Regions from separate parts of the Mus musculus genome. Here region 1 is linked to region 2. A link is a loop called in an ENCODE intact Hi-C map of the cell type or tissue named here. Cell type or tissue: heart. All regions are shown on one strand. Links, peaks and the distances in the headings refer to the core of each region. The heading gives the core; the rest is flanking DNA. Region 1 holds the start of Nifk (nucleolar protein interacting with the FHA domain of MKI67). Region 2 holds the start of Dbi (diazepam binding inhibitor).

Region 1 (15,737 bases), core at 3,669-11,668, 1.8 Mb before region 2:
GTTCACGCTCGGGTCATCAGGTTGGGAGGCAAATGTCTTTAAACACTAAAATACTACCATTGCACTGTCTGGAACCAAAGGAAAGAAAACAACTGACTTAGAAAATAAATTCCCAAATCTGCTATGGTGACACACGTCTTTAGTCCCAGCACTCGGGAGGCCAAAGCAGGCAGATCTCTGAGTTTCTGAGGCCATCATTATCTGCAAAATGAGTCTTTGACAGTCAGGGCTCTTACACAGAAAAACCTGTCTCAAAAAAACAAAATAATAATAATAACAATAATAATAATAGAAAATGAACTTCCAAGTAGACCAGATTTATAAAAACATAATCTCTACCATTGCAATTGGTCCGAGCTTGTTAAAGCAATTATGGAAACACTTAGGTGCAGCAATAGAACTGAATGGTGAAAAATTCAAAGATACCTTAGATTAAAACACCACAAAGTGCCATACTTTTGGATCCACAGGACAGCCTTGCTAACGAGCAAATAATAACTGCTCTCACTACACAGAAATTAAACCTCACAGAGCAAAGCATGAGGGCTACATCTGCTTGTAAGCTCAGCAATTGGGAAGCAAGAAGATCATGAGTTCAAGGGCAGCCCAGGATAGCACACAAGGCCATGTGTTCAAAGTTGAACAGAACCATTGCTGTCTGGGAGCAGCCTACATCAGCCATACACCAGTTTGACCATGAACCCCTGCTGTAACTTGGGTCTGGAATTTTCCCTGAAGGACTGTGTATTGAAGTCATTCTCCTGAGCTCATGGAGCTAGTGGAGGCAATGGAAACTATGAGATGGGACATAATAGGATACCTTAAGGCCCTGTCATTGGAGGTGTATTCCTAGTGGGTATTGTGGAACTCTGGTTCCTTCCTTGTTCCCTATTCACTCCCCTCCCTTCCTTTCTCCCTTCTTTATGGTTCTTTCAGGGCTCACATAGGGCAAGATGACTCCAGACTTGCCATGTAGGTAGGGATGATCCTGAATTTCTGATCATCCTGTCTTCCCCTTCCAAGCATCAGGATTGCAAGCCTGGGCCACAAGGTTCTGTCCCTCAGTACCTTGTCAAGATTAGATCCCTCAATCTTCCTGCTGCTGCTGCCAAAGAGGATCCAGTAACGCAAGGCCTCAGGACACAGAGACCTCAATAGAGAGCAGATTCACTACTTCAAAATCAAATTTTATTTTTTATTTAAATGTTATCCCAGCACTCAGGAGTCAAAAGCAAATCTCTGAGTTCAAGGCTAGCCTAGTTATAGAGTGACTTTTAGGACAGTAAGGACTACACAGAGAAACACTATATAGAAAAATGAAACAACAAAATGTCTTGAGACAAAGAAGGTCTTGATCTGTAACCTTGGCTGGTCTGGGATTTGCTAAGTAGACCAAGCTGGTGTGAGTTGTATTGCTTGATCCTGAGATCTGCTTCCCAAATTCTGGGATAGACACATGTGACATCACATCTGAGACCTAATTTTTTTTGAACTTTTATATTCTCTCTCTCACACTATCTTAGTTAGGGTTTCTATTGCTGTGAAATGACACTATGATCAAGGCAACTCTTATAAAGGAAAACATTTCATTGTGGCTGGCTTACTGTTTCAGGGGTTTAGTCCATTATTGTTATGCCCAGTTTGCAAGACCCTCCAGAGACCACCAGGGACCACAACTCAAGTGTAATCACATGACAGTCTTTATTTGAGTTCAGACTCAGGCCAAATCCTCCCTGAGCAACAAGATAGGAAAGCTATGCGCCGATCTGGGCTTAGGATTTATATAGGGAAGATTTGCAAGCTGGGGCTTCTGAGCATTGGCATTACATAATTGGGTAAATGGGTAAAGGAATTTTTTTTTTGTTTTTTCTATTCACATGTGATTTTTTTATTGGATATTTTATTTACATTTCAAATGTTAAACTGATTGATTCCCTGTTTGCCCCCTGGGAAGCCCCCTATCCTATCCCCTCTCCCCCTGCTTCTATGAGGGTGGTCCCCAACCCGCCCACCCACTTCCTCCTCCCTATCCTCGAATTCCCCTACACTGGGGTAACAAGCCTTCACAGGACCAAGGGCCTCTCCTCCCATTGATGCCCAACAAGGCCATCCTCTGCTACATATACAGCTGGAGCCGTGGGTCCCTCCATGTGTACTCCTTGGTTGGTGGTTCAGTCCCTGGGAGCTCTGGGGGTTCTGGTTGGTTGATATTGTTATTCTACCTATGGGGTTACAAACCCCTTCAGCTCCTTCAAACCTTTATCTAACACCTCCAATGGTTGGCTGTGAGCATCTGCCTCTGTATTTTCAGGCTCTGGCAGAGTCTCTCAAGAGACAGCTATATCAGGGTCCTGACAGCATGCACTTCTTGGCATCAACAATAGTGTCTGGGTTTGAAGACTGTATGTGGGATGGATCCCCAGGTGGGGACACCTCTGGATGGCCTTTCCTTCAGTCTCCTCCACACTTTGTCTCCATACACTTGTATTGGTTTTCCTTCTTCTTGAGCTTCATGTGGTCTGTGAATTGTATCTTGGATATTATGAACTTTTGGGCTGATATCCACTTATCAGTGAGTGCATACCATGTGTGTTCTTTTGGGGTTAGGTTACCTCACTCAGGATGATATTTTCTAGTTCCATCCATTTGGATAAGAATTTCATAAATTAATTGTTTTTAATAGCTGAGTAGTACTCCACTGTGTAAATGTACCACATTTTCTATATCTATTCCTATTTCTATATCTATATCTATATCTATCTGTTGATGGACATCTGGGTTCTTTTCAACTTCTGGCTATTATAAATAAGACTGCTATGAACATAGTGGAGCATGTGTCCTTATTACATGTTGGAGCATCTTCTTGGTATATGCCCAGGAGTTGTATTGCTTGATCCTCTGGTAGCACTGTGTCCAAGTTTCTGAGGAATTGCCAGACTTATTTCTGGAGTGGTTGTGCCAGCTTGCAATCCCACCAGCAATGGAGGAGTGTTCCTCTTTCTCCACATCCTCGCCAGCATCTGCTGTCACCTGAGTTTTTGACCTTAGCCACTCAGTATTCCTCAGTTGAGAATTCTTTGTTTGGCTCTGTACCCCATTTTTAATAGGGTTATTTGTTTCTCTGGAGTCTAACTTCTTGAGTTCTTTATACATATTGGATAATAACCCTATATTGGATGTAGGATTGGTAAAGATCTTTTCCCAACCTGTTTGTCCTATTGACAATGTCTTTTGCCTTACAGATGCTTTGCAATTTTATGAGGTCCCATTTGTCAATTCTTGATCTTATAACACAAGCCATTGCTGTTCTGTTTGGGAAATTTTCTCCTGTGCACATATATTGGAGGTTCTTCCCCACTTTCTCCTCTATAAGTTTCAGTGTACCTGGTTTTATATGAAGTTCCTTGATCCACTTGGGCTTGATCTTTGTACAAGGAGATAAGAATGGATCAATTTGCATTCTTCTACATTTTTCCCAAGTGGAACCAGCACCATTTGTTGAAAATTCTGTCTTTTTAGCCACTGGATGGTTTTAGCTCCTTTGTCAAAGATCAAGAAACCATGGGTGTGTGGGTTCATTTCTGGATCTTCAATCCTATTTCATTGATCTTCCTGTCTGTCACTGTACTAGTACCATGCAGTTTTTATCACAATTGCTGTGTAGTACAGCTTGAGGATGGTGATTCCCCCAGAAGTCCTTTTATTGTTGAGAATAGTTTTCGCTCTCCGGGTTTTTGGTTATTCCAAATGAATTTGCAAATTGCTCTTTCTAACTCTATGAGGAATTGAGTTGGAATTTTGATGGGGATTGCATTGAGTCTGTAGATTGCTTTCAACGTGATGGCCATTTTTACTATATTACTCCTGCCAATGCATGAGCATGGGAGATCTTTCCATCTTCTGAGATCTTCTTCAATTTCTTTCTTCAGAGACTTGAAGTTCTTGTCATCACAGCCATTTCCCCATGGATTCTGGACATGGGAACTCAGCTCTTAAAGCTTGAACAGCGAACACTGCACACTGACCTTCTCTCCAGGCCCCGGTCCAGATGTGTTTGTGGCTGCCCTCCTGTCCAATGACTTCTGAATAGAAGACTGGGCTTGCTTCCATCATTTCCTGGTGGTACCACCTGGAGCAGAACCTAGTTTTTAGAATTCTTGACATTTTTTTCTCAATTTCTCCAAGAAGGTCTTCTAGAATGATTCTGCTTCTGGAAAGATGGATTTGAAACACTTTTCTTCCTTCCTGCTGCTAAGTATTGATAAAGGTAAGAACCATGGAGGTTACATAGAAACAGTTGCAAGGAGGTACCGAAAGTCTGAGTAGACAGAGCATGCAGGGTCCACACAGTTTAAGACATTGCATGAAAGTACCAGGTGTGCAGCTCATTCCTGTCCTCCCAGAACTTGGGACATTGAAGCAAGAGGATCATCACAAGTTCCAGGCCAGCCTAGGACACAAAATAAGACCCTGTTGCAAACAAACATCTTTTTTAAAAGGAGATTTCTCAGGGCTGACTAGGTGACTCAGTGGTGAAAATACTTCCTGCTCTTGCAGAGGACTCAGGCTTCCAGAACCCATGTAGCAGCTCATGGTTATCTGCAAGTGCAGGATCAGAGAAATCTGACTCCTTCTGTCCCCCATGCACATCAGGCAGGCACATATTACATATGCATACATACATACATACATACATACACATGCATATATAGTTACATGAACACAAGCAATGTAACTAAAACAAAATGAAAGTAAATAAATATTTTTAAAAGAAGATGAGAAGTGTGGAGGAAAAGCAAGCAAGGCACATGCAGGGTCCATGGCTTTAGGAGGCACAACAGGTGTGTGGGTCCATGCTTTTAATCCCAGCACTCAGGAGACATCAGCAGAAATATCTCTGTGAGTTAGAGGTCAGTCTACTCTATTTATAAGTGCCAGGGCAGCCAGGGCTACATAATGAGACTGTGTTAACAGAACAGAAAATCAGAGAAGGAATAGAAGAACTCGATGACATCACAAGTAGCAGGTCCTGGGCTGGGGATATAGCTCTAGAAGTTGAGGGCTTACCAAGAATGTGAGTTCCTGGATTTAACTGCAGTACTACATAAATCAGATGTGACGGTTCAAATAAGAATGCCCCCATACATGGGATGATGTATTTGAGTATGTGGTCCCCAGTTGGTGGAACTGTTTGTGAAGAATTAGGAGGTGGAGCCTTGTTGGAGGACATGTATCACTAAGGGAAGGCTTTGAGGTTTCAAAAGTCCATACCATTACCAGACATCTTTCTGTCTTCCTGCTACTTATGGGTTAGGATATATGCTCTCAGCTCTCAGTGCCCTGCCTGCCTGCCTGCTGCCTGCTGCCTGCTGCCTGCTGCCTGCTGCCTGCTGCCTGCTGCCTGCTGCCTGCTGCCTGCTGCCTGCTGCCTGCTGCCTGCTGCCTGCTGCCTGCTGCCTGCTGCCTGCTGCCTGCTGCCTGCTGCCTGCTGCCTGCTGCCTGCTGCCTGCTGCCTGCTGCCTGCTGCCATACCCCCTACCATGAGTGTCATGGACTCACTCTCTGAAATGTAAGTTCTAAATAGATTCTTCCTTCTATAAGTTGCCTTGCTGGTGATGTGTCACCACACTATTAGAAAAGTAACTAAGGTGCTGGGTGAATTGTGCATGCCAGAACTTGGGAAGTAGAAGCTTTGTGTTTACAGAAGATGGGCTCTCTCAACTCTCTTGGCTGCCTGCCCATGCTTCCTGCTACCATTTGCTGCCATGACTTCTCTGCTATCATGGACTCTTCCTCCGGAGCTATATACCAAAGTAAACTCCTTTCCCCATAATTTCCATTGATCAAGGTGTTTTATCACAGCCACAGGAAGGTAACTGATACACTCAGGAAGAGGGAGCTTCAATTAAGGAGTTGCCTCCATCAGATTGGCCTGGGGATGTGTCTTTTGGGGCATTTTCTTGATTGGTGGCTGACGTAGGAGAGCTCAGTCCACCGTGGATGCCAACATCCTTTGACAGATGGCCTGAGTTATATAAGAAAAGTGGTTGAGTGTGAGCCTGGGAACAAGCCAATAAGCAGTGGTCCTGCATGGTTTCTACTTCAGTTCTTGCCTTGGTTTCTCTCGATGATGGATTTTAACCTATAAGGAACAAAATCTTGCTTCTCCCCCAGGTTGGTTTTGGTTTGTCTTATCATAGCAACAGAAAGAAAACTAGGACATCCCCAGAGGACAGCCTGCTGGAGTTGGTCCTCACCTTCTACCATTTGGGTTCTATGGTCCAGTTCAGGCCTTCAGCCTAACCTCCATAGCCTTTACCCTCAGACCCATCTTGCCATTGATTGCCTTCCTCCTTTTGTAGGGACAGGGAGGGTCTCATGTATCGCTGGCTGCCTAGATGTTGGTTTACTCAGAGTTGGAAGTAGAAGCCAGAGCTTCATAAAAGGCAGGTAAGCTCTGTGCTGAGCCTGCACCTCCAGCCCCTCTTCCAGTGTTCCTTATGTCATAACATTCCCCAAAGGGGCTTAAGGAAGCCCCATCTCCCCAGAAGTTGCTCTCTTAGATAAAGGGCTTCTTTTTTTATCCACTGAGTCTCAAAAATATTTTGCTTAAAATAATCTTCAGACCGGGTCAGTAAGGTGGCTCAACAAGTAAAGGCACTTGCCACTAAGCCTGAGTCCCCAAAACCCATACCGTGGAAGGAAAGAACTACAGCAAGTAGTCCTTTGACCTAGACACATGCGATGCAGCACAAGGGTGCACACACCCATACTCACTGACAGGCATACACTACACACAAAATCAATCAACCTGTCAATCAATTAATCTATAAGTAAATAAACAAATGGAGAAAAGACAACTGTTTCAACATAAGAAACTCTTACAAGCTTCTCCTTTTGTTTTCTCAAAATTCCTATTGTGTTACCTAAAGAAACTTACTAGGGAACTCAAGAGATGGCTCTGTGGTCAAGAGCTCACAGTCCTTAATTCCAGTTCCAGTGTTCTGATGCCCTCTTCTGGCCACTGCAGGCACTGCACATATAGGGTACATATACAGGCAAAACACTCATCGCATAAAAATAAAATAAATGGGGACTAGACAAATAGCTCACAGTTAAAAGTATTTTCTGCTCTTCCAGAGGACTTGAGTTCAGTTCCCAGTACATTGGACATCTCTCAACAGCCTGAACTCCAAGTTCAGGAGATCCGACACCATTATTCTCTATGGTCATCTGAATTCCTGAACACATACCCACTCACAGACACAGGTGTATAATATCAAAAATATAAATAGGTGTTGGATTATGCTGTGGAGACTTCCATGATGAGGACTGGTGGAATTTCAAGTCCTGAACTTGAGAGACCTCGGGGACTGGTGGAATTTTTTTCTTGTAGGGCAGGGTCTGGCCACTCTCCCACTTTTGGATGGTTAGAAAACCATTAGGGACGTTGGAAAACATGCGGGGGTGGGGGGACTGGGGAGGTTGGCCACTGGATCTCCTCAGGCAGGGGCCTGGCCACTTTCCTGCTTGAGCGTTTACAAAGTTTACAAAAGGAGCCCACAGAGGGGAAGGCTTTTCCTGTTGCACGTTGGCATGAACAGGCAACGGGCATGGCTAATGTTTGAGACTTTAAATTTGTTTTTGAGTCCATGGAGCCCAGGCTGTCTTCGAACTATGTTTATGAGAATGGCGCTGAACTCCTGATCCTCCTGCCTCTACCTCCCAAGTGTTGGGATTACAGATGGGGGCAGGGGGCGTGGCTCCAGTCACATTTTATGAGGCACTGGGTTTCAAACCTAGGACTGAGAACAAGCGCTTCACCAACGGAGCCTTAATCCGATTTTAAATGTTTTTAGTTTGTGGCCAGTAGGTGGCGCTCGAGCTGCCTCAATTCTAGACACCGGGGCCTGCTCTTTTGCTACACTTCCGCCTCTACTTCCGCTTCCGAGACGCGAAGGAAACGTCACTTCCGAAGGCTCCGCGTGGATTGACTTGTTCGGGTTCTCCAGCATGGCTGGGTTAGCAGGCCCCGCGAAGCCGAGTCTGGCATTGAACCCGCAGGAAGACTCGCAGTTTGAGAAGGCTCTGACGCAGATCCAAGGGCGCACGAAGAAGGTGAGCGGCGCGGGGCGGCCGGGCTGGCTCGGGAGCCAACCTCTCACGGGCTGGGAGACGATGGTTCCAATCAGGGGACCGAGGCAGGTCAGGAATCGGTGTGAGGTGAAGGAGGAGGGGTACCACGTGTGGGAGCATGGCACCCCCAGATCTCAGAATGTGTTAAAGCTGCCACGCTTCCGCTTTGACCTGCAAAATGAGGGTTCATGGTCTACCGCAGCATTCGGAAGGTGTGTTATGTCCCCTTAGTTTGTAGTGCTTAGAAGACGGAGTAGACGTCCCGAAGCCCACGTCCTGGGAGGATCGAGAGTCAGAATACAGCTCAGGGTCAGAATTCAGAATAGGGCTTCAACCTGTCAACCTGTCGAGTTCAGTTTGTATGCAATGTCCCTAACGGAAGTTTATAGTCCCTTTGGTTTGCACCATGGAGTGCATTGGAGAGAACGACAGCTTTTCTTTTTTTATTGTTGTTGTCCTGGGGGTCTTTTGGGAGGGTCGCTTTTGTTACAGTGTCAGTATAGGGTTTATTGTAGCCCAAGCTCACCTCACATTTGCTGTGCAGTCGAGGTCTTGAACCCCCTATATCCACTTCATGAATACACTATAGGTCACCCGGTACCCTACCTGACAGGAAACAAGTTCTTGTTCTCTGGGGTCATAGTATGGTGATAGAGAAGGAGAGTCTGCACCATGAAGGTTAACAACCGGAAACAGTTAAGATTCGGTGTAATAAACTGCCAACTGCATTCGGAGTTGAAGGTCTTGGTTTCACAGTGTTACTCTGAACATGACAGACTGTTACTTGCTTGTCCATTTAGCTCTTGAACACATGTTGTGCTGACTGTTTTGTAGGGACAGGTGGGTGTGGACATATGTGTGCCTTGGTGTGCATCATGGTGCGTGCGTGTGTGGGAGTCTGTCTCTTGCAGAGTCTGTGGCTCTGTGTGATTGAACTCAGGCCTCAGCCTTGCTCAGCAAGTGCTTAAGGGAAGAGAGATACCAAACACGGAGTTTTTCAGTTTCTGCCCTGATAGAGTTATGAGTTTGTTCCTGGACCAAGGGGAAAGAATGGTGTTGAAAATTTGTTGCAGGCCAGGCAAGGTGACTTTTACCTTCAATCCTAGTGTTGGAGAGGCAGAGGCAGGCAGATCTCCACCTAGCCTCTGAAAGGACTTTAGGAAGCTGGGTGGCGGGGACACACACCTTTAATCTTAGCACTCAGGAAGCAGGGGCAGGTGGATCTGTGTGAGTTTGAGCCTAGCCTGGTCTACAAAGCTAGCTCCAGGACAGCTGGGGCTACCCAAAGAAACTCTGTCTCAAAAAAAAGAAAAAGACATTAGAATTAATTTACTCTGAGGTTATGGAATGGTAACATACTTTCGTTGAAAAATAAAGACCTTTGCAGGGCATGGTGATATAGGACTTTAATCTTAGCATTCAGCAGTTAGAGGCCAGCCAGGTCTACGTAGTGAGTTTTGGGCCAGCCAAGGCTCCATAGTGAGATCCGGCTCAGAAAAATGTGTATACGCACAAACGTTTTGGTGTAGTATGAGTTTGTATTTTTAAAATGTTTATCTGTTTTAGCCTCAGCAAAAGAAGAAAGAAAAACTTAACCGTGGAGTAGTTTATCTGGGCCACCTACCTTCAACACTTTCTGAAAGCCACATCTATAACTACTGTGCCCAGTTTGGCGACATTAGCAGATTCAGATTGTCTAGAAGTAAGCGGGTAAGATTCTGTTCCTGAATTCAACTATGTATATTTTGCTTGTCAATTGTATGTCATCCTTTGTATTCATAGGCACAGCGTTGTTACCTACAAAGTTCCTGCTCGGGAACTTTTCACAAGCCAGGCATGGTGGCACCCCCCTTAAATCCAGCACTCAGGAAGCAGAGGCAGGTGAATCGGTTTAAAGCCAGCCTAGTTTACATCATGAGTTCGGAGATACCCACAGCTACATAGAGAGAGCTTGTCTCTAAATAAAGTAAATATAAGTAAAGTGATTTTACAAATTGCAGTGGAATCACAAGAAAGTAAGCTTGGTGTAGTGGCCTGCCTTTAGTCCCAGCACTCAGGAGACAGGGACAGGCAGAGTTTGAGGCCAGTCACGGTTTCATAGTGTGGATTTCTATCTCAATAAAAAGCGGGAAATCATGAGGCTGTGGAGATAGCTCAGTCTATAACTGTCAACCTACAGAAGCCAGGAACGGTCATATGCGCATGTGATCTCAGTGCTGGGAACGTAAGGCTTGCTAACCAGCCAGCCGAGCTCAGCTCCAGGCCAATGACAGAGACACCCTGGGAAATGCCCAGAGGTCCGAGCGCTTGTGCCATAAACATGAAGTGGAACACGTGCACACACACCCCTTCTTCAAGCACCAAGTGAAAGGCCAGGTGTGACCCCAATATTGGAAGCTGGAGCCACTGATTGTAGAACTTGTTGCCAGCCAGTTAAGCCAAAAGAGCAAGCGACCAGCTCAAGAGAAAGTCCTGTCTTGAGAGAGTAGAAGGTACTGTGCGCGCTCCGGCCTCGGCCTGTGCACAGACAAGGTGGTGGAGCGCCTTGCGGAACAGCACTGAGACTTCATACTTGGAGTTGGCTCACCTTTGTTAGAAGGTTCTAGCTGGGAGCTCACCCGACAGGCCGAGGGCTGGATGTGCTTACAGGGCACAGCCACACGTTGCTTACAGGGCTTCCCTCGGGAAAATCGGGCAGCAAGGATTGAAATTTATATCAATCTCAAGAGCAGAATCAGTGTTCTAAGTGTTCATTTAACTAAGGTAGTTGCTTCTCGTCCTCAGACTACACAGACAAGTAGATCGTGTTTATTTTGCGACTGCTAACCCTGGGGTTAATGAACTTAAGTTTGGTTTATGTAAGGTTTCTCTAATAGAGCCCCTAAAACCACAGGAATCATTTTTTGTGAATTTGCTTTTACCGGGGTTTAAGTCAGGGGATGGAAATTGTCGCTTTGTGACCACCACCTTCTTGAGGCCTACTGCCAACTGATTCCTCCCTGGAAGAGAATTTCCTCCCCTGGGGACTCCTCCCGCTGGTTGCCTCTCCTAGTTCCCTGAGCAATTCTTCCTCTTGGGAGACTTGTGCTGTCCCATCTGTTCTTTTGTTTGCGTGTGGGGAAGGAGAAGACGAGTCTTGCATTGTCCTGAGGAGGCTCGTGGGCTTTGGCGCTTTCTTTGTGGGTCATTGAGTCTCCTGGAACTCGTCTGGAATGTAACTGCCGTCTCCTGCAGGTGCCATGGCCAACACAGCCAGCAGCCTCTTTCTTTCCTTTTGTCAAGTGTTTCTCCTCAGTTCCTCCAGCTTCCTGCTAATCTTAGTAGCCACTTCCTCTGCCTGAGTCATGGCTTCTAAATCCTGTAGACTCTACAGTCTCATAGGATAGCTATTCCTCACTTGCTCTAGAGGTTGCTCCCCAAATACATCTGATTCTTGATGTATTACTGCACTTGTTTGACAGCTACCAGGAGATGCAATCTTTGTTCACTGTTCAGCTAGTGAGATGCAGTGAAAAATGAGTCCATATTTACTCCAGAAACTTGGTTCCAGCTCGAGAGCCAAGAAGTGGCTCAGATGCTAGGATGAGCCATCACTTGCATGTCAGAGACCATGTATTTCAACAGGTTTTTAAATTTACATCTTCTAAGCACCTTTAAAGTGTTGGGTTTTGATTTGGTTGGTTGGAGTCGGAGATTAACTGTGGAGTTCTGGCTGTCCCAGACTTGCTACCTGGACCAGGCTGGCCTTGAACTTGTAGCTGTCCTACCTCTGCTTCCCAATTACTAGGATTATAGGCACTCATCACCATGCCCAGCTTAAAGGGAATTTTTATTATTTATCTGTCTGGGTATTCTGCCTGTCTATGTGTTTGTGAACCGCATGCATGCCTAGTACCTGCAGAAGCCAGAATGGGGGGCATCAGAGCTTCTGAACTAGGAAATTGAAGCTGCCATGTGGGTGCTGGGAATTGAACCCAGGTCCAGTGCTCTTAGCCACTGAGCAATCTCTCCAGCCCCTACAGCCTTCCTAATGCTGCAACCCTTCTATACAGTTCTCATGCGGCGGCCCACAGCCATGAAATTATTTCATTGCTACTTCATAACTCTGATTTTTGCCTGTGTTATGATGCTGGGGCTTAAACCCACCTTTTTGTCTGTGTTGGGCATCCAACCCTTGGCTTTTTGGTTTCTTTTCTTTCTTTCTTGATTACTTTTATTTATTAGAATGGGGCAGGAGTGAATGTAGAAATCAGCTAGTTTGTTTTTTTTCCTTCCACCTTGTGTTTCCTGGGGTTGGAGTCAGGTAGACTTGGTAGGTAGTGCCATTGTCTGGTGAGTCATTTCACTGCCCTTGATTTTTGTTCTTGGAATGGCATGTCCTTTCAAATTCCCTTTCAAAGGATCTGTTAGTTTGCAGTGGTAGTCTGTTGTTTTGGTGTGGTTGGAAGTGTTGGTAGGAGATGGTTGGTGGTTGATACTCAACCTGGCCTTACTCTGTCTGTGTAACTGAAATTAACTTTGAATTGCTGATGTTTGTTTTTGTAATATGTTGTTGAGCTTTGTGGGACATTGGTATTTTCGTGGCATCCTGATGAGAGGGTTTTTTTTTTTTTTTTTTTTGGTTTTTTTTTTGGTTTTTCGAGACAGGGTTTCTCTGTATAGCCCTGGCTGTCCTGGAACTCACTTTGTAGACCAGGCTGGCCTTGAACTCAGAAATCCGCCTGCCTCTGCCTCCCGAGTGCTGGGATTAAAGGCGTGTGCCACCACGCCCGGCTTCTGATGAGAGTTTTTAAATTGCCCTCGTTTCATGGAATGACAGTCTGTTACTTAACACAGGTCAGTGCCAGGATCGAAATATAGACATTTGAACTCCAGAACCCACCCTATACTTATGACCATTCTGGGTGTGGGAATCCACTCATGAGCTGGTACAGGGGTTAGGAAGTCCAGACCAGTTCCTTTGCCTAGGCTGTGGAAATCAGGGCAAGTTCCTGGAGGCTTGTTCCTGGAGGTTGTTCCCACCCTTAATGTGTGAGGTGAGGTTGAGCTTGCCTGTGTTCTCCTCTGGCACTGGGGACTGAACCAGGGGAAACACGATAGGTTAGCACGGGCTTACATTGCTATTTTATTTTGAGACAGTTTTACTTAGTTGCCCAGACTGTCCTCATTATACTCACAAGATCCTGCCTCAGCCTCCTGTGTAACTGGGATTCCAGTCTGGGATTACCCAGACTGCTAGGGTTTTAATGAAGGAAAAAAAATCTGGCCCTCGCTGGTGTGTGCCAAATAAGACTGCCAATGAAATGAGAAATGAGTAGACAAATCCAGAACTGTGAAAGCCCAAAAGATAGCCTTCTTACCACCAGCGAGTACTACTGAATTCATTGTAGCCAGAATACTCAGGGATGTATCATACTAAGCCGAATTTTAAGGATACCAGAAAATCTATATTCCAAGCTGTGACTGTCTTATCTGTCTGTCTGTGTGTTAGTTTGGGGGATGGGGGCAGGGGCCAGCGGCTTTGAAATAGTAAAAGTTGCGACTGGGGCTTTTTAGGAGCTTGGTGATAGTTAGACTTAACTGCTCTTTTGTGGGTTTTTCTGTTACAGACTGGAAACAGCAAAGGCTATGCCTTTGTGGAGTTTGAGTCTGAGGATGTTGCCAAGATAGTTGCAGAAACAATGGATAACTACCTTTTTGGTGAAAGACTTCTATCATGTAAGTATTCTGACCTTTCTGCACTGTGATGGGATTACAAAGTTACTCGTGACATTGTACTCGGAAGAGAAGCTGACCCATCTTTAATGTGTGATTGGAAAGAATTTTGCTCAAATTGAAAACTGGTGGGGTTAAAGCCCAGCATTAGTGGTACACGCCTTTAATCCTGGCACTTGGGAAGCAGAGGCAGGCTGATCTCTCTAAGTCCAGAGGCATCCAATGCTCTGTAGAGACCTTATGTCATCAAAAAAGGAAAAGAAAACTGGGGGTTAGATAGGCATAAGCCAGGAAAAGGATGGCAGTGCAGCCTGAGGTCATTTCTTACCCAGTGAGTGGTGAATGCCAAACCAGAGGTCACTAACCTTTAGTTATTGGGATGTTAGGGGATTCAAATGGGGAGCAGAAGATGGGCTACAGGTCTGTGAGGCCTGGGTGCAGCCTCTTAGCCGAGTCTACACAGGGCAAGACCAAAAGTAAAGAATCACATTTCAAGATCAGACTCAGTGAGGGAGGTGCAGCCCTGGCCGTAGCCCGGCTCCGGGCTCAGTAAGAGGCAGTTTGAAAGAAGTGAAGCAGAGAGTAAGAGAGTAGAAAGTCTTCCTTGCCCTGCACAGACGCCTCACCCACAGATGCACGTGTAAGTTGTTTACCACAGAGACGCTGTGAACTTTTGTGTCCGTCACAGGGAACCTGTGGCATCACCATCCAGATCTCTGTCTTTGGAAGGTAGACCTAAGTGTGCAGCCTGCCTACACCCATGGTAGAGTGTACCCTGCCCTGGGACCAGTTTACAGGTTCACAGGGCTTCATGTAACTTCTCCCAGTTCCAGTCACCATGGGAGACATTGTCATGGTCATGGTGTTCCGTGTTCGGTTGAAAGCCTGGCTCCTGTTGGGAGAAAGTGGCTGAGCAGAAACCTGAGGGCATTTGTGCTCTGCTCTGTCCTGCTTGAGGAAGATACCAGAAAGGGCTCTGAGTTCTACTGGGTTTTTTGACTCTTGCCACAAATCCTTACCCTGTCCAGGACAGAGTGGGATTATCGGGGACTAGGAGTGTAGTTTAGCTGGTAGAGTACTGGCCTAGCGTGCACGAGGCTGCACATACACTGCATCTGATGGTTCAAGCCTTTGCTGCCTAGATTTGGGGGAGTGGAAGCTGGAAGACCTGAAGTTCAAGGTCATTCTAGGCAACTTTAGGGCCAGCTTAGGCTATGTGAGTCCCTGTGTTTAAAAAAGAAAAGAAGGAAGGAAGGAAGAAAAGAAAAGAGAGAAAGAAGAGGGCGGAGAGGTGGCTGAGCAGGTCAAGCTGCTCTCTCAATGTCTTCCAGTCACCATGGGAGACATTGTCATGGTCATGGTGTTCCGTGTTCAGTTGAAAGCCTGGCTCCTGTGATGGTCTGAGTTCATTCCCCAGATCCCACATCAAAATAAGAGAGAACCAACTCCACAAAGTTGTCCACAGCCTCCGTGGGCAGGGTGTGTGAACCCACACACATGCATGGACAATAATCATTGTTTGATGTTTAAAGGTTATTTCTGTCATATAGGTAGTTCATACCACAAGAAATGGCTTTTTGGGAAATATAAAATTAGAAGACCCTTTCCTCTTTGTTTTATAGGTAAATTTATGCCACGAAAAAAAGTCCATAAAGACCTTTTCAGCCAGAGGAATGCTCTGTTTCACCGGCCATCATTCCCAGCAGTGAAGCGCTATAATCGGAAACGAGGACATTTGCAGATGTTGAAGATGGAGTATAGGTTTAAGAAGAAGGAAAAATTACTCCGGAAGAAACTAGCTGCAAAGGGGATTGATTATAGTTTTCCCTCACTGGTAAACATCCTTTTCCAGTTTCCTTGGTGGTTTCTCTTGGGGTGAGCTCCCT
Region 2 (15,737 bases), core at 5,120-13,119:
CTCTTACAGTCCACCCAGGTAAAGAGGGCAGAAGAACACATCTTCATTTATGTTTACTTTTATGACACGGGGTCTCGTGTAGTCCAGGATAGCCTTAAATTTGCTCTGTCACCAAGAGATGGCCTGAATCTACCTCCTGGGTGCTGGGATTACAACTGTGCACAAGCAGCACATGGCGTTTTATGCCATGTTGGGGAACTGAACCCATGGGTTTGTACACACTAGGCAAGCACTCTACCAACTGAGCCACACCCGCAGCCCCAAAGCACATCATTAGAGGAAGCAGAGATGAGAGATTAGCAGAAGGGAAGTTATTTCGAGAACCCTGACGGTGGGCTCTGAGATGGCTCAGTGGTAAAAACGCCTGATAACCCCATTTCAAGCCCTAGGACCTACACGGTAGGGGGAGAAAATCTGCTCTGGCAAGTTTTCCTCTAATCTGCACATGTTCTGTTGTATGCACACCCACCTGTACACACATAAAATGCATTTAAAGATAATAAAAATTAAACACACGCACGCAAGCACGCACCCAGACAACAGAGTAACCCAGGCACAGAGTAACAAATGTACTTTTAATTGATTGTAGGTAAAAACTACAGAGGGAGGAGGAGCAGAGGTTAACGCTGGCCCTAATGTATCACAGCCATATCATCTACATTAGAAAAAACCAAGGCATTATGTCCTCACAGGTCACACGTGTGGCTGGCCACCAAATCTGGTGATTTATATTCCGTATTTCTTCTTTAGCTCGTCTACCTTTTCCACATAGGTCTTCATGGCACTTTCCTTGGAAGTCCCTGGAAGGAATTGGAAGGAATACACATCAGGGAGGCTGTATGCTAGAAAGGCAAGGTGCTGGCCAGGGTGACCAGCCTTTGCTTTTTAAAAAACTTGTGTGTGCATACTTCACAGTGGATGCAATATGTGTGTCTCTGTGTTTGCCAGCAAATGTGCACGTATGTGAAATGTAGGGGTCAGAGTTACATGTCAGTCTCCTCCTGCTGTCTGTGGATCAAGATGGAAAACCCTCATTTCCTGTACTACTGAGCACAAGCTGCCATGCTGCCTGCCATGATGATAATGGACTAAATCTCTGAAACTGTAAGCCTGTCCCAATTAAATGTTCTCTTTATAAGAGTTGCCTTGGTTATGGTATCTCTAAATGGCAACAGAACCCTAAGACGATTAGTATACATATGTACCAAAGGTATGCAGGTACCTGTGGGAGTGTGATGAGGGTGTCAGATCTCTTAGAACTGGGAGTTACACCGGGCAGTAATGGTGCATGCCTTTAATCCCAGCACTTGGGAGGTAGAGGCAGGCAGATTTCTGAGTTCGAGGCCAGCCTGGTCTACAGAGTGAGTTCCAGGACAGCCAGGGTTACACAGAGAAACCCTGTCTCGAAAAAACAAAAGAACAAAACAAAACAAAACAAAAAACCAAAAAAAACAAACAAAACCAAAAACAACTGGAGTCACAGGCAGTTGTGAGCCACTTAATAAGTCCTAAGAATCAAATCTAAATCCTCTGTAAGCACTATAAGTAACCCTAATCCATTACCCATCTCTCCAGCCCCACACTACCTATTTAAAAAATTATGTATGTATTTTGCAAGGGGTGGTGGTAGTGGCGATCTGAATGAGAATGGTTTAAATGCTTGGTTCTCAGTTAGTGGAACTGTTTGAGAAGGATCAGGAGGTGTGGCCTTACCAGAGGAGAAGGCGTGCCACTGGGGGTGGGGTTTAAGGTTTGAAAAGCTGATGTCAGGGTCAGTCTCTGCTGCCAGTGGACCAGGATATAAAGGTCTCAGCCTACTGCTTTACCATCATGTCTGTCTGCTTTCTGCCATGATAATCATGGACTACCCTCTAAAACTGTGAGCAAGCAGAGTTGCCTTGGTCATGATGTCTCTTCACAGCAATAGAACAGTAACTAAGACAGGAGGAAGGGGGCATAGACATACTATAGCATGGGTAGACATCAGAAAGGAAACTTGTGGGAACTGATCCCCATGTGGGTTCTGGGATCCAACTTAAGTTGTTTGGCTTGGTGGCAAGCCCCTTTACCCACTGAGTCATCTCACCAGACCCTCTACTTTATTTTATGAGACAAGATTTCTCACTGAACCTGGAGCTCATGGATTGGCCAGTGAGCTCAGAGGATCAATCTGCTTGTCTCTGCCCCTTCTAGGTTACTGGTGCCTGCTACGGTGCCTGGCTTTTTACACAGGCACTGGGGATCTGAACTCGGGTCCTTGTGCTTACATGACAGGCACCTTGCTGACTGAGCAATCTCAGATATCTAAGCTTTTGACACTGCAGGAATATGTCTGTCTGTTGTCTCCCATGATAATCATGAACTAACCGTCTAAAATTGTACGTGTGTTGGGCTACAGGTTGGATGCATCTGCTGAGATCCCAGTTAAATCTTTGGAGATCGTTTCTTACATATCTAGCACAGCCCTTTTACATCTCAGAGATGGCTTGAGGACTGGACTCAGGGCCCTCCAGGGGGTGCTTTACCATGCACTAAGCACCTGCATGATGCGTCACCCATGAAAGTAGGACAGCAGACAGCGTGGGGCCCCAGCCTTGTGGACAAGCAGGAAAGTGTCCCTGCACTGATCTTCTTGGTGCTAAGAATCTCATGTTTGCCTTTAGCCTATGGACTATTTGCTTTGGACTTTTTACCTCCCACAGCTGTACTACTGGCTGTGAGCAAGCTAAGCCAGCCGCCCTCTTCCCCACAGCGAGAAGCTGCGAGAAGAGCTGAGGACTGAGCAGAAAGTAGCTGGTTTTTGGAGAGGAATGAAGCAAATCTTTGTCTCCTTGTCACAGCACAGGGACCATGAATACACCCCGAGGGACATACTTGGTTCCTAGCGTCCCCTAGGGAAACAAGAAGTCCTCAGGGACTGAGAGAGCTTATTGTGAAGCTCTACATGCCCGGGGGCCTGAGAATGGTGTGGAAAAGGAGCAGCCAGACTTGCCTGGCCCCCTAGCAGAGCATTTTAGTGTGCTGCGGCCCTTCCTGAGTTCACGCCTTCCTCCCTTGTGAGAGGACAGAGGGCTTATTCAGCAACTGGCTAGCAAGCGTACGAAAGCTGCCAACGGCTTTGGTGCCAGCTTTCGGGGCTTGCAGCCATGGGAACACGTGATTTAGTGGATCCTGGACACTTCTTGGATGATTGTGCTTTTGCAAATAATAGTTCCATTCACTGGCCTGCATTACCTCATCCCCCCTTTTCATGTGCCCTTCTGGCTGAAAGGGAACTGGGGAAGGCCACTCGGCTAAGGGGTCACTGCCTGGCCTTGTTGGGGAGAGAAAGGTGTGGACAGAACTCTCCTAACTCTGGACACATCCAAAGTCCATGGCGACGGTATCACTCCCCAGTCTGTTTCTCAGCGGCCTCATCCGCAGGCGCTTTCCCTCCAGACAACTCCTATGCCCAGTGACAGAGAGCTCTTAGAAAAGTTATCAGTAACATTTGGAGGGAAAAGAAAGGCTATGACCTAGTTTTCTCCATGTGAGGGTGGCGAGCTGGGCTGGCTTCCAAGATGTGCCTCCTGACCTTTGCTCTCCCCGCTCTGGAAGGGAGCCTGCAGTGCCCAGCCTCACAGGGGAGGGAGTTGATCAGAATGTGTGTTACCTTTCAGCTTGTTCCACGAGTCCCACTTGGCTTTGCCCTTGAGGTCCAAGAGCCCCGGCCGATCTGCAGCGAGGGAAAAGCAGACACTGTTAGGTTTGCTACAAGTTCTAATGGAGGACTTTCAACTCTTCCCAGGAAAGCCAAGAATTTGCTACTGCTGTTGTTTTTCTGTTTTTTTCAAGACAGGGTTTCTCTGCGTAGCCTAGGCTGTCCTGGAACTCACTCCAAAGATCAGATTGGCCTTGGACTCACAGAGCTCCATCCCAGCTCTGCCTCTTGAGTGCTGGGATTTTAAAGGAGTATGCCGCCACCTCTTGGTGTCAAGACAGTTTTTATAACATTATTTTTATTGATTATTATCATGAACCCCAACTACACTTCCCAGTCCTTCCAGCTCCCCCCAACCCTCCCTCAAACCCCCCCCAAACAAAAAAATCCAACCCCTCCAAAAAAAAAAAAAAAAACCCAAAAAAATCCAATCAAGTCCAATTTGCGTTGCCCGGATACTCCCTGGAGCATGGTCAAACTTCCAGTGGCCCCCAGTCAGAAGCCATCAATTGTGAAGAGCGACAACCCGGCATTTTTATTACGGTTTTTAAGAACTCCTAGTGTCTCACACAGTGGGTTCTATTGTAAGAAACCCAGACGGGTTTATAGCAACCCAAATTTAAAATTGAGAGAAGACAGGATAAAAAAATATATGCCCTTAGGTTTTTATGAACTGTAAAGTTAAAGGTTTAAAACCCAGTGTTTTACTTTAAGAAACAAAAAACCCATTCTTCCTTGGAGCTGGGGATGAGGCTGAGTCGGCAGAAGCCTCCCTCGCATGTCCAGGGCCCTGGTGAGCTTCAGCATGTATCAACAGGGCATGGCATCACAGGCCTATCATCCCAGCACTTCAGGAAGTAGAGGCAGGAGGATCAGGAATTCAAGGTCATCATGGCTACACAGTGTTGCTTGAGGCCAGCCCAGGCTACATGAGGATTTATCTCAAAAAATCAAATATAATACAATAAAAGAAAAATAGGCAGGCATAGTGTTCACACACCCATGATGCCAGGGGCTGTGGGGCCGGGAGGAAGGAAAGTTCAAGGTTTTGCCTTACAGAGAGCTTAAAGCCAGAACGAGTGGCTTAGTGAGATTCTGTTTCAAAATTAGAAAAATATTAAGTAATACAAGGGCTGGGAATGTGGCTGAGTTGGCAGAGCGCTTGCCTATCATGCTCCCAACCCTGGGTCCTAGCACCAGCACCAGATAAACTGGGCATGGGAATTAATATCTGGAAGGTGGAAGCAGGAGGATCAGAAATTCAATGTTATTTTTGGCTATATAGTGAATCTGGGCCAGCCTCGGCTACATAAGACTCTGTCTTAAACAAAATAGGGGGTGGGGGAGTGCAAAGACTAAAAATCCTCAAAACCAAACCAAACTTCTACTTTAACCAAGATAAATAAACAAACACCCATTCGTGTGGTTCAGAATCCAAACATTCTGAAAAAATAAAATAATAAAATAAAATAAAATAAGGCCGGAGAGGCGGCTCAGCACGTAAGAGCACTGGATGCTCTTCCAGACGGCCTAGGTTCAATTTCCAGCACCCACATGGTAGCTCTCAATTGTAACTCCAGTTCCAGGGGATCTGATAACTCTCAAACAGATAGACATGCAGGCAATACACCAATTGAAATTAAAACATGAACATGAAATTAAAACAACAACAAATCTAAAGAGAGCTTTTAGGGTCTCTCCCCATCCCCCTTTCAGCTTGCTGGTTTCCCTTCGAGCTACATTGCTATTATCTGAGGGGGTGGGGGTGGGGGTGGGGCTCTGCCGTCCTTGCCTGTACTTGTCTTTATAATCTGGCCCTATTTCCACACATCGCTGGACTCCTTCTTGTTGTATCTGGAGGTTTTGTCTGAGGACCACGCTGCTTCCAGAGCACCTGCTTTTGGAAAGGCCTTTCACCATCCTTCCTTGGGGGACAATTTCATTGCTAGGAGCAGAAACTGCAGAGTGTGCAGCTTGGGGCACTGAGTCTGAGAAAAATAAGTTCCAGGAACCTCACTGGAAGACTGTGACTGCAAAGGAACCCTCAGAGCCTCAGAGGAAGACTCCCTGCCTCAGAGGAAGTTCTCCTTAGATGGAAGCGTATACTTGCCAACACGCCAAGTGTGCACACCACTGTGCAGGTGTGGAAGCCAGTGGACAACTTTTGGGAGTCAATTCTCTCCTTTCACCAAGTGGCTCCTTTAGATAGTCAGGCATGGCAGCGAGAACCTGCTAGCCATTTCGGTGATCCCTGCAACGTCTAATTCAGAAGCCGCTTGCCCCCTGTGGCCACTGAGCCCTTGAAACACAGCTTGCATAGCTACAGACTGGCCTTTTGGCATTACTTAGGTTTAGCTGTTTTCAGCTAAAACCCATATAACCACTTGTGGCTAGTCTTTGTTGTATTGAACCAGTACAGCAAAAAACAAACAAACAAACAAGCCGGTTCCCTGACCAGGCAAGGGTGGATTCCAAGCTAGTCTACTGATGCTTATATTCCAGCAAGTACCAATAGCGTGGCTAGAGGCCAGGCTCTGGGAAAATACTATCTAGCAGAAAGCATCCACAGCTCTCTGTTCCCTTCCCACTGGCTTCTCCTTCCTGGATGTTTATAAGCCCTCAAATCTCTGACCTGCTTGGCTAGCCACTCCAGCTCCAGTGGAATTGGAGGCCATGCTTGGTGGGTGACTGAGGCATACATTTTCTTCTATGCTGTCATGAGTCCTTGCTGGAACACACTGTGTTGCTATCTCAGGCTATAGCCACTGCTCAAGGCACAGAAAAGACAGTATCATAGACTAAGGTAACCCACAGCATAGTTTCAAAAGCTATACCAAGGGGCTGGAGAGACAGGCCAGCCAGTAAAGTACGAGGGTGTGAGTTTGACTCCCGGAACCCATGTGGGAGGGAAACAAATATAAGGCCACGCAGCAGCCTGTGCTTATAACAGTGCTGGAGAGGCAGAGACAGGCTGGCCCATCAACCTACAATACTTGGCAAAAAAGAAAAATCTGCCCAAGATTTTTGGATAGGGAGAAAAGTCACCTGGATAGGGCAGACTTGGGCCAGCAGCACTTCTGCCTTGCCCCAGGGTACCAGATATGATGTATCTGCTCATCTATTCGGCTTGGGAAAGAGGCCAAGCACTCCATGACCCTGTTCATCTGATGGAAACGGGAGGCTCGAGAAAGCGACTGCTGAGCAACAAGGCTGGAGCCTTTGCTGCCTTCAGAGTAGATGCTGAGATAATCAGTAAAGTCCTTGTAAACCCACACTGACTCTGCTCCCAGAGTCACTAAGAGTTTAGGGAGATGGTCTTTGCAGGTGACAATCTCTCAGCTTAAGGTCTCCATACCAATGTTCTGTCATCACAGCCTGCCTCTGGCAGTCGGAAGGCGAAGTTCTCAGACTCCCGGGCTGCCGAGCCAACTTGGCCCGCTCTGATGAGAAGCTGGGCATACCTGTATTTACATCGCCCACAGTAGCTTGTTTGAAGTGACTGTAGATGAACAGCATCTCTTCATCAGTTGGCTGAGTCTTGAGGCGCTTCACCTCCTCAGCGGCTTTGTCAAATTCAGCCTAAGAGTGAGGGAGAGGGAGAGGAACGAGATGTAGGTTGCCTGAGTGGGAGAGGCCCAGGGATGCCTCCCATATTCCCTCTTCTTGCCAGGATTCCCTAAGGCCCACCTGTCCACTCAAGCAGTTACAGCACTGTGTCAAGTGCTGGGAATAGTTTTGGCTCACAGTGGAAGTGCACGCCCTTGAAAATTTTCTTGCCCAACTAACTGCCTGGGCCACCACTGGCCCAGATCCAACAATTGCTGGGGTTCCAGTAAAGCCCGACCTATGATCAGCGGAGATTGACTGGGCAGTAAGGGGAAACGTGGTGTGATCAAAACAGTCGATCAGAGTTCAGGAGAGGAATGCGGTGGAATCCAGTGTCTGGAGCCAGCTGGTCCCTTCCTACAGGGGCCTGGAGTTCAGCGTTGACCTCTGTCCCAGTGCCCAGATTAGGGAGAGGCAAGTGGGAGGAGTCAGAGATCGCCCTACAGGGCTCAGTCCTCGGTAGTGGTCTCCACTGGAGGGAAGGAAAAGGCTTCTGGACCACCTCACCTACTCACATCTCTTCTGTACAGGGGCAGGCCAGGCACAAGACTAAATACCTTCCCCGACCTCCAGGCTCTTCAGCCAGGGCCTGTATGAGTGCCCCTCTATTCCATTCGGTTCTTCCCAGTGTGGGATTCAATCTTCCCTGTCCTTCCTTCCCTCTTACGCCCCATCTTTCTTTCGAGGACCCTGTTCCTGCTTCACCCAGGAGTTCAGCCCACCGGCAACTCTCTGGCAGTTCCGGCGTGGGTGGCAGTTTTACATATCTGCAAGGGAAAAAGTTCCGCTCCCCAGGCTATGAGCTGGGCTCGGATCCCAGAAGAGCTGCGGGATATCTGAGGAAATAGACCCGGCTGTCCCCAAACCCACAGCATCTTCGCAGCCCGGCGGGGCACACGCAGTACCTGAGACATACTGGTGAGGTGATACGGATGCCGAAAGCGCGGGAGCAAGCTCAGAAGCAGCAGCAATCAAGTCACAGAGCGCACCAGCTAGCGCCTTTAAAAGCACAACCCCGGCGTTCCAACTGAGCTCGGGCGAGCGGCAGCAGCCAATCAGAAGTCGGATCTGCTTTCGGGGGCGTGTCCATCCTAGCGGAGCGCTCCAACCCTTCCCGGACCCAAGAGGGAGTTTATTGCGCACGCGCGGGGAGGAGCCGCGGGGCACGTTGGGAGCAGGTGGGACGCGTTTCGTTTTTTTTTTTTTTTCCGTGGGGGAAGGGACGGACGGGACATTCTCCGTCAGGGCAGTTGGGCAGGAGCTAGCAGGCACTGAGAACGCGTGAAATGGGGTGCTGCGGGAGGAGAGCAGAAATCAGTATGATTCTTTCCCTTTAACTCTCATGCGGATTGGAAAGAGGCCGGAAGTTGCATCGCTGGTTGAGTAAATTATCCGACTAGAAAATGGGATGCCCCGACCCCTTTCGGAAAATCCAGGGAAGAATCCCCGGTGCACAGCGCAATGGTGGCCCGCTGGACCAAGTCCATATCTAGGCCTTTTCTTCTGAACTTCTGGCATATTCTTTGACATTGCCCATACTTGTCGGTCCTGCACCCCTAACGCAGTCTTGTGTTCCATCAGTGCTTTATAAAGGCGGAGACAATGTGATATAACAAACTTGCACAAGAAGAGGTGCCCATCGAGCCTTGGTTAAGTGAATAACTTTTCAAATGGTTTTTAAACACGTGACCTGATGCTTGCCGACTCCTAGACCTTGGACACGCAGCAGAGGACAAACAGACGAATCTTTGCTACTTTGCAGCGTCTTATAGTGGGTTCATAGTTGATTTAGTTTAAAAAGTAAAGAGTTGGAAGTTATAACTGATGTGTGTGGAGAGGGGTTGGGGAGAAGATGCTGTTTGAGCGAGTCCTGCAAGTCGGAAGGAGCATTCTAGCAGAAGCAGGAGTAAGCAGGAGTTACTGTGGACACTGAGGTCTTTGAATTCTTAGTCTCATTAGTGAAATAATTTAAAACTGATTCGGAAGGAAGCTTGAGGACAATTATATTAAAAGTTTGAGGTAAAAAACCCACAGGACAGACAAGCTGAAAATGTTGACATCCACTGGGGAGAGGAGACTGGGGAAAAGTTTTGCCTTTTTTTTTTTTTTTTTTTTTTTTGGTTTTTCAAGACAGGGGTTCTCTGTATAGCTCTGGCTGGTCTCGAACTCAGAAATCCGCCTGCCTCTGCCTAAGTTATGCCTTTTAAGCTAGACACGGAGGTCAGAGAAATTGAGAAAACCCAGAGTGTTAGGGAGAACATGCTTAGGAGTGCACAGCAGGTTCAGAGGGTTGAGTTTAGACGGCATTCAAATCCAAGAATATGTGTCCCGGGACAAAAGACTACAGCGGGGCAATGAGGAAGTACAACTAAGTAAAACACGACAGAGCTGCAGAAGTAAGAACGAAGTAAGCTGAATAGGTGATGGCAGAGGTTGTTCATTTTGGGCATGCAGGCAGTCATTCTGATGGAGTCATGGGGTGGGGAGGGGACTTTTCAACAGAGGTGATGGTGCTATAGGGGCCTTGGCTCCATGGGAGAAGGAGGAAGGGCGACAGCACAAGTGGGCGGGAGGATTTAGAGGGCTGAAAGAACTTTCTGGCAATGGATACAAAGGTGAAAGAGAGGGGTGATAGAAAATTCTCTGGAGGTCATTACAAAAGGGAGATAGTCTCTTCTCACTTCCTAATGTGTGGCCAGAGGCCTGGGCCACAGTTTGCCACCCTGTCTACCTGCCCCCTCATCACAGCTGTAGTGGTTTGCAAAGGCAGGGCTAGGGCTGCTGCTCGGTGCTGGAGAGAGTCTGTCTGCCTAGTATATGTGAGATCCTGGGTTCCATTCCCAGCCCCGCAAAAGTAGAAAACTTAAGTCCGAGCCTTCAGATGTCACCAGCAGCTTCGGTCATGTTTTGTGGAGTGTTTGGGAAGGAGAACTTTAATTGCAGGGAACACAGGTAGATTTGTTAGTTTGTAAGTCACTTTGCTTAGAAAGCAAAAGTAACAAAAATGTTGGAGGTGAGTTTGGAGAAATTGCCTGTGAAGTATAAAAAATGTCGATGTTTTCTTTGTCACTTCTGAAAGAGGAAGTGACTCCACAGAGCTTTGACTGGACTCCCATGCGGTCAGTGGATCCGTGGGCATGTTGCCGTTATCTGTATGTAGTCTGTATGTATGTAGTATGCCAGTCTGTATGTAGTTCCAGGTTGAGTTGTTGGTTGCTTGTAGGAATATAACTCACTTTATTAATTCCAGGTAGTGGTTCCAGATGAGGGTACAAAAATTATTTCAAGGAGGTGAGGGACATGCTGAAGGGTGTGGACCCTTGGGAGCTAAGCTCTCTTGAGCCAGAGGGGACAAAAGAAGGTATCCTTGTAGAGTTTCCCAGGCACCGTGTCAGAGAGCCTGAGGCCATGCTTCTCAGCACACCTTGTGCCTCCTTCCCTTGCTGCTCAGCAACTCTTTGTTGGTGTCTCAGCTATGGGAACGTCACTGCTAAGCCTGCCCTTCGTGCTTCTTCCCCAGGGAGCTAGGATGGCATTTGGAGGCCTTAGAAAAACTTGGTCTATTATTCCTTGAGTGCCTTCCATTTGTTTTGGAGACAGTGACTCCGTTGTCCTCGAACTTACCAAGTAAGCAGGCTAGACTGTCTGGGCCGGTGAGCCCCAAGGACCCTTCTTTTTCTGTCTCCCCAGCACAGGTACTGCATGCCACCATGCCTGACTGTTTTTGCATGGTTTGTAGAAATTGAACTCAAAGATTTTCATGCCTGTGTGGCAAGCACTTTATTGTCTGAGCCTTTTCAGCATTTGGAATTTAATTTTTAAAAGTAAACTGCAGGGATTGGCAAGATGGCTCAGCCGGGAGATCCCTTGCCCTGCTGTCCTGACAATGTGAGTGTAACCCTCAGAACCCGTATAAAGGCGGAAGGGGACAACCAAGTCCACAAAAGTGCTCTCTGACTGCTATGTGTGTGCTGTGTCATGCATGAGCTTGTATGCATACACACAGTCCATGGACACACATGATAAAAAAAAATGCTTTGGGGCAAGTCATGAAGTTTTTTGACTTACAACTTTCTGCAAAACTGGAAAAGGTCATTGGTTTTCATAATCTTGAGTAATGATGGGGTCCTCAGCCTGCTCATGTCCTCATGAAGGACTCTCATCATAACTCTTGTTATGATGTCATGTTTCTACTGTCTGCTCTCTCCTGTCCCTGAGCTAAGGAGAGCAGAGCTCACCATGCACTGGCCGCCTACCATCTCTTCATGCTTGCTCCTCTTAAGAACTCAACAAATCCTTATTGACTGAGTACAGTGCCTGGTTTTTTTTTTTTTTTTTTCTGTGAGATTTGCTCCTTCTGGCTAGGTGTAATGACACCCACTGAGCTCCCAGGAGGAGGGAGACCAAACCAGGAGCATCCCTGAGAGTTTGAGGACAGCCTGGCCTCACACTAAAACCTTGTCTCAGAAAGCAAATGAAAAGGCCTTGGGAGATGGTTCAGTTGGTAAAGCGTCTGCTCTGCAGAGACCTGAACTAAGATTCCCAGCCCCATGTAATTGTTAAAATGTATTTTCTGCACCGGGGAGGCTGATACAGGCAAATCCCAGGAGATTGCTTGATGGCCATGCTGGTCAATCTATAAGCTCTGGGTTTACTGAGAGACTGTCTTAAAGAGTAAGATGGAGACCAATTGTGGAAGATATCTAATGTCAGCCTCTGACACAAACACACACACACACACACACACACACACGCACACACACAAAGCATACATCACATTCATACACATAATACAACAAAAAAAATGGCAAAAAGAAGAAATTCAAAAAGTTCCTTTTAATTAGCTGCCAACTTGGAAACCAAGTGAATTCATTAGAACTGATTATCAGATCGTGGGCTAGAACAAACAAGGTGAACTCTGGCCAGAGGCCTATGCAATCTCCTGGTCACGCTCCCAGCTTTGGAAGCAGAGGATTTAAGATGGGGAACCCAGCCAACTTATCAGGCAGACTGACTCAGCCCATCAGTAGGAGTTGCCAGTGTTGGAGCTTGTCCTCGTGGTTATGAGTCTAGAAGGTATCACTCTGGCTGCCCACAGGCTTCCTTGAGCTCAGCGTAGTTAGACTGAGCAGGTGTGAAATGCCTACTTTGAAGCAAATCAGAAAGAAGTTGGTTATTTTATAACTACCATGCCACTACTGGATCAATAGGCATATCTTGTCAGGCAGGTCAGTATCGTAACTCAAAGGATCCAACACTGGATAGACCTAGCAGTTTGCAGTACACCTTCTGGCTATGTAAGCTAGCCAGCACGCAGAGTTTCTCCTCACTTTGAGGTTGATTTGTGTGTGTGTCTGTATCCATGGGTTTGCCTTATTGTTAGCTTAAAACACATGAACAGGTGAAAATTGTTCCTGCCCACTGGGTGTGAAGAGCAGTTTAAGATTGAGTTTCTTGCTTTAAAGGAAACCTCTAATTTCTAAAAGTAACCTAACCATTAAGAAAAGAGTTAAGAACAAATTAATGCTGCGTGAGAACTTCCGTGGAAGGCAAGGGTGTTCCCACACACCCAGTTAACACTCAGAGCTTGGTTTCCATTTTCTAGGAATGTGACTCTTCTGGCCAGGCTCCAGCAGTACAGCAATGGGGAGAATAGTATGTTTTCAAAGGGATGGGGAAGTGCTTCTGGGATAGGAGTGGGGAGAGGGGGCAGACGCCTGGGCTCTGTGAAGGTTGAGGGAGGTAGGAGTCCAGAGAGCTCGGTAGGAAGGTAAGGATGACTTTCCTACCATGCAGTAAGAGGAGGCTTGCTAGCCGGAGCTCTGAACGGCCCTCTTCTTTGCAAGAATTCTTCCTTTCTCAGATGTTGAGAGGGGCTGCATAAATGCAGGCATTAGAATGTGTGCAGCACACCCTGGGTACCATTCTCTACCATCCTCTCCTCTTCCATACCCAGGCAGCGTGGGTGGTGGTACCCAGTGCTGGACACCACGAGGGCTTGAGGGCGGAAGATGGTAGGGAAGTGTCCTTGACTCACTGGGAGAAAGGGAAGGATCGGATGTTCTAAGTCATCCTCTGCTACAAACCCTGTCTTAGCCCCTTTATGAGTTCACGTGTGTTTGTGTGGGGGTGTGTGCATGTGCATGCATGTGTGAAGGCCAGAGGACAACCTCAGCTGGTGGTCCTCAGGCACATCTACCTTTTAGTAATTTTGTTAGTTTTGCACAGTCCTTAAACTTTTTTTTTAACTATGTGTATGTATGTGTGTCTGTGTGTGTGCTGTGTGTGTGCAGGTACCCATGGACGCCAGAAGAGGAGATCAGCTCACCTTGGAACTAGAGCTATAGATGATTGTGAGTGGCTCCGTTTTTCTTACTGAAAATCAGTGTGTGTGTGTGTGTGTGTGTGTGTGTGTGTGTGTTTGAGACAGTATGAGTGTTCAAAGGCCAATTGGCAGGGGTGAGTTTTCTCCTCCTACCTCCTTTATGCCGCTCCCCTGCATCCGCCCAGCTAGCTGGCCCTCGAGGTTCCAGGTGTTCCTCTGTCTCTGCCTCTTATCTCCCTGTGGGAGTGCTGGGATCACAGTTGTGAGCCTGTACGTCCGGCTTTTCACGTGGGCTCTGGGAACTGAACTCAGGTCGTCAGGCTTACAGGCAAAGGCTTTTCTCTGCTGAGTCACCTTAGTGGCCCCACCTTGCTTTTGAGACAGGAACTCTTCCTGGACTGGACTAGGCTAGGCTGGCCGAGCAGTGGACCCCAGGGGTCTGCTTGTCTCTGCCTCCTCAGTGCTGGGGCTACAGGTGCTTGCTGCCATGCCCGGGTTAGTTTTTAAACACGGGATTTGGGGATTTAGCTCCTTGTTTAAGGTCCTTGTGCTTGCAAGGCTTCGCCAACCAAGGCGTTTCTCTAGCCCTTTCTTAGTGTCTCTCTTTGATATCCTCACTTTGACAAAGAAGGGGATCACTGACATTATTACTAGCCGGAGAGAAATGTTCTGTTCATATTAGCAGCTGAGCTGAGGTAGGGGTCCTGCTCTCCTTGGGCCTCTGCAGCTGCCTTGCTGGCGAATGCCTTGCTACTGTTATGACTTGCCTTCCATGGATGTTAAGATGGGCTAGGAGGGTGACCTTACTATAGTGGATGGAGGGACAGTGCTGGCCCTCTTACACCATCTCTGTGGAGAGGGAGGAACGTGTGTGTAACCAGCGATGGGGTGAAAGTTGGAGATACTCAGGTGGCCTCATAGCCATGGGGAAGATGGAAGTAGGGTGCCCTGTGGCCCAGATCCCTTCCTCCTCTGACAGATGATGGGGCCCCATTAAAGCCCAGTGAGGATAGGACTCCTACTATCCTTCTGATGTTTCTGATCCAGGTAGAGGTATGGTCGCAGTCTTTGGTGGTCTCTACTAGAGCAGAGCCATCCCTGCCTGAAGCTTTTTAACTTGCTAGGTTCCTTCTGTGCTGACTTTTGTCTAAAAATTGCAAACTCTGTGTGTGTGTGTGTGTGTGTGTGTGAGAGAGAGAGAGAGAGAGAGAGAATGAGAATATGATTCTGGTGTGTATGCCTTTGTGACCGTATGTGTATGTGCTTCTTGGGTGCCTGTGGAGGCTAGAAGAGGGTGTTGGATCCCCTGGAGCTAGGATCACAGGAGGCTATGAGTCCCTTGATACGGGTGCTGGGAGCCAAACTTGCAAGAGCAGCAAGTGCTCTTAATTGTAGGTCCACCTCTCCAGCCCCTAGAGCTTTCTGATTTCGATTCATCATTGGTATTTATGAGATTGGAGAGTTGCTAAGCAATGATGTCTGAGACCCAAGAAACTTCAGGAAACTAGTCTACCGCTCTCTTATGCCTCAGACCCTGAGGTCCCTAGCTTGCCTGCCCTCCTCCCTCCATGTTTTAGAGTTGAGCTTTGTTGTGTACAGAACATCAGGATATGGAATTGCACTTAGCAGGACATAGGGAAAAGAACACCATCTCTTCATGTAGGACAGCACCACTTGGAGCTCATTATTAGGATTTGTTCTTATTTATGTGTATCTATGTGTGTCTTTGTGCGAGCATGCACCCATGTATAGTGATGCTCACAGAGGCCAGAGAAGGGTGTCAGATCTGCAACTGGAGTAACAAGCTATTGTGAGCTGCCCAGTGTGGGCCCTGGGAACTGAACTCAGGTCCTCTGGAAGAGCTGTGCTCTTGACCACTGAATCGTCTCTCCAGACCCTGAATCTGATTTTGCCAGGCAGAGTAGGGCACAGCTGTAATTCAGTAAGGATTTGAAAGGATGAGACAGAAAGATTTCAAGTTTGAGGTTTAGACTTGGGGTACATAGCTAGACTCTGTCTCAAACAACCAAACACCCCTCCCCCAACAGACAAAACAATAAATAAATAAAACTTATTTTTAAATTACTTCTACAAAGTACACTAGAT

What was found. Hi-C counts contacts between places; a loop is a spot of excess contacts. Peaks named below come from ENCODE experiments on the same cell type or tissue, not always from the same donor. Only the 100,000 strongest peaks of a DNase experiment are listed, where the experiment ranks them.
Region 1: a loop joins it to region 2, with 10 times the contacts of the local background. A loop is called at or near these places in 2 of 42 quality-filtered maps.

Annotation. Positions count from the first base shown.
Region 1 is chr1:118,313,880-118,329,616 of GRCm38, forward strand. Nifk (nucleolar protein interacting with the FHA domain of MKI67) reads left to right here and starts at 7,964. Exons shown (of 7, transcript NM_026472.4): 1 at 7,964-8,118; 2 at 9,703-9,846; 3 at 13,746-13,854; 4 at 15,474-15,685. The coding sequence starts at 8,014. In heart, for the core only: CTCF peaks have their summits at 7,016 (motif pointing left) and 7,869 (motif pointing right); a DNase peak (open chromatin) is centred at 7,952; H3K4me3 peaks cover 2,302 bases; H3K27ac peaks cover 1,373 bases; H3K27me3 peaks cover 461 bases.
Region 2 is chr1:120,112,734-120,128,470 of GRCm38, forward strand. It overlaps Dbi (diazepam binding inhibitor), which reads right to left and starts at 8,363. Exons shown (of 4, transcript NM_007830.4): 1 at 8,212-8,363; 2 at 7,162-7,279; 3 at 3,653-3,715; 4 at 547-800. The coding sequence starts at 8,220. The coding sequence ends at 727. 3110009E18Rik (RIKEN cDNA 3110009E18 gene) reads left to right here and starts at 8,454. Exons shown (of 6, transcript NM_028439.2): 1 at 8,454-8,484. In heart, for the core only: a CTCF peak has its summit at 8,721; DNase peaks (open chromatin) are centred at 7,618 and 8,388; H3K4me3 peaks cover 2,465 bases; H3K27ac peaks cover 3,787 bases.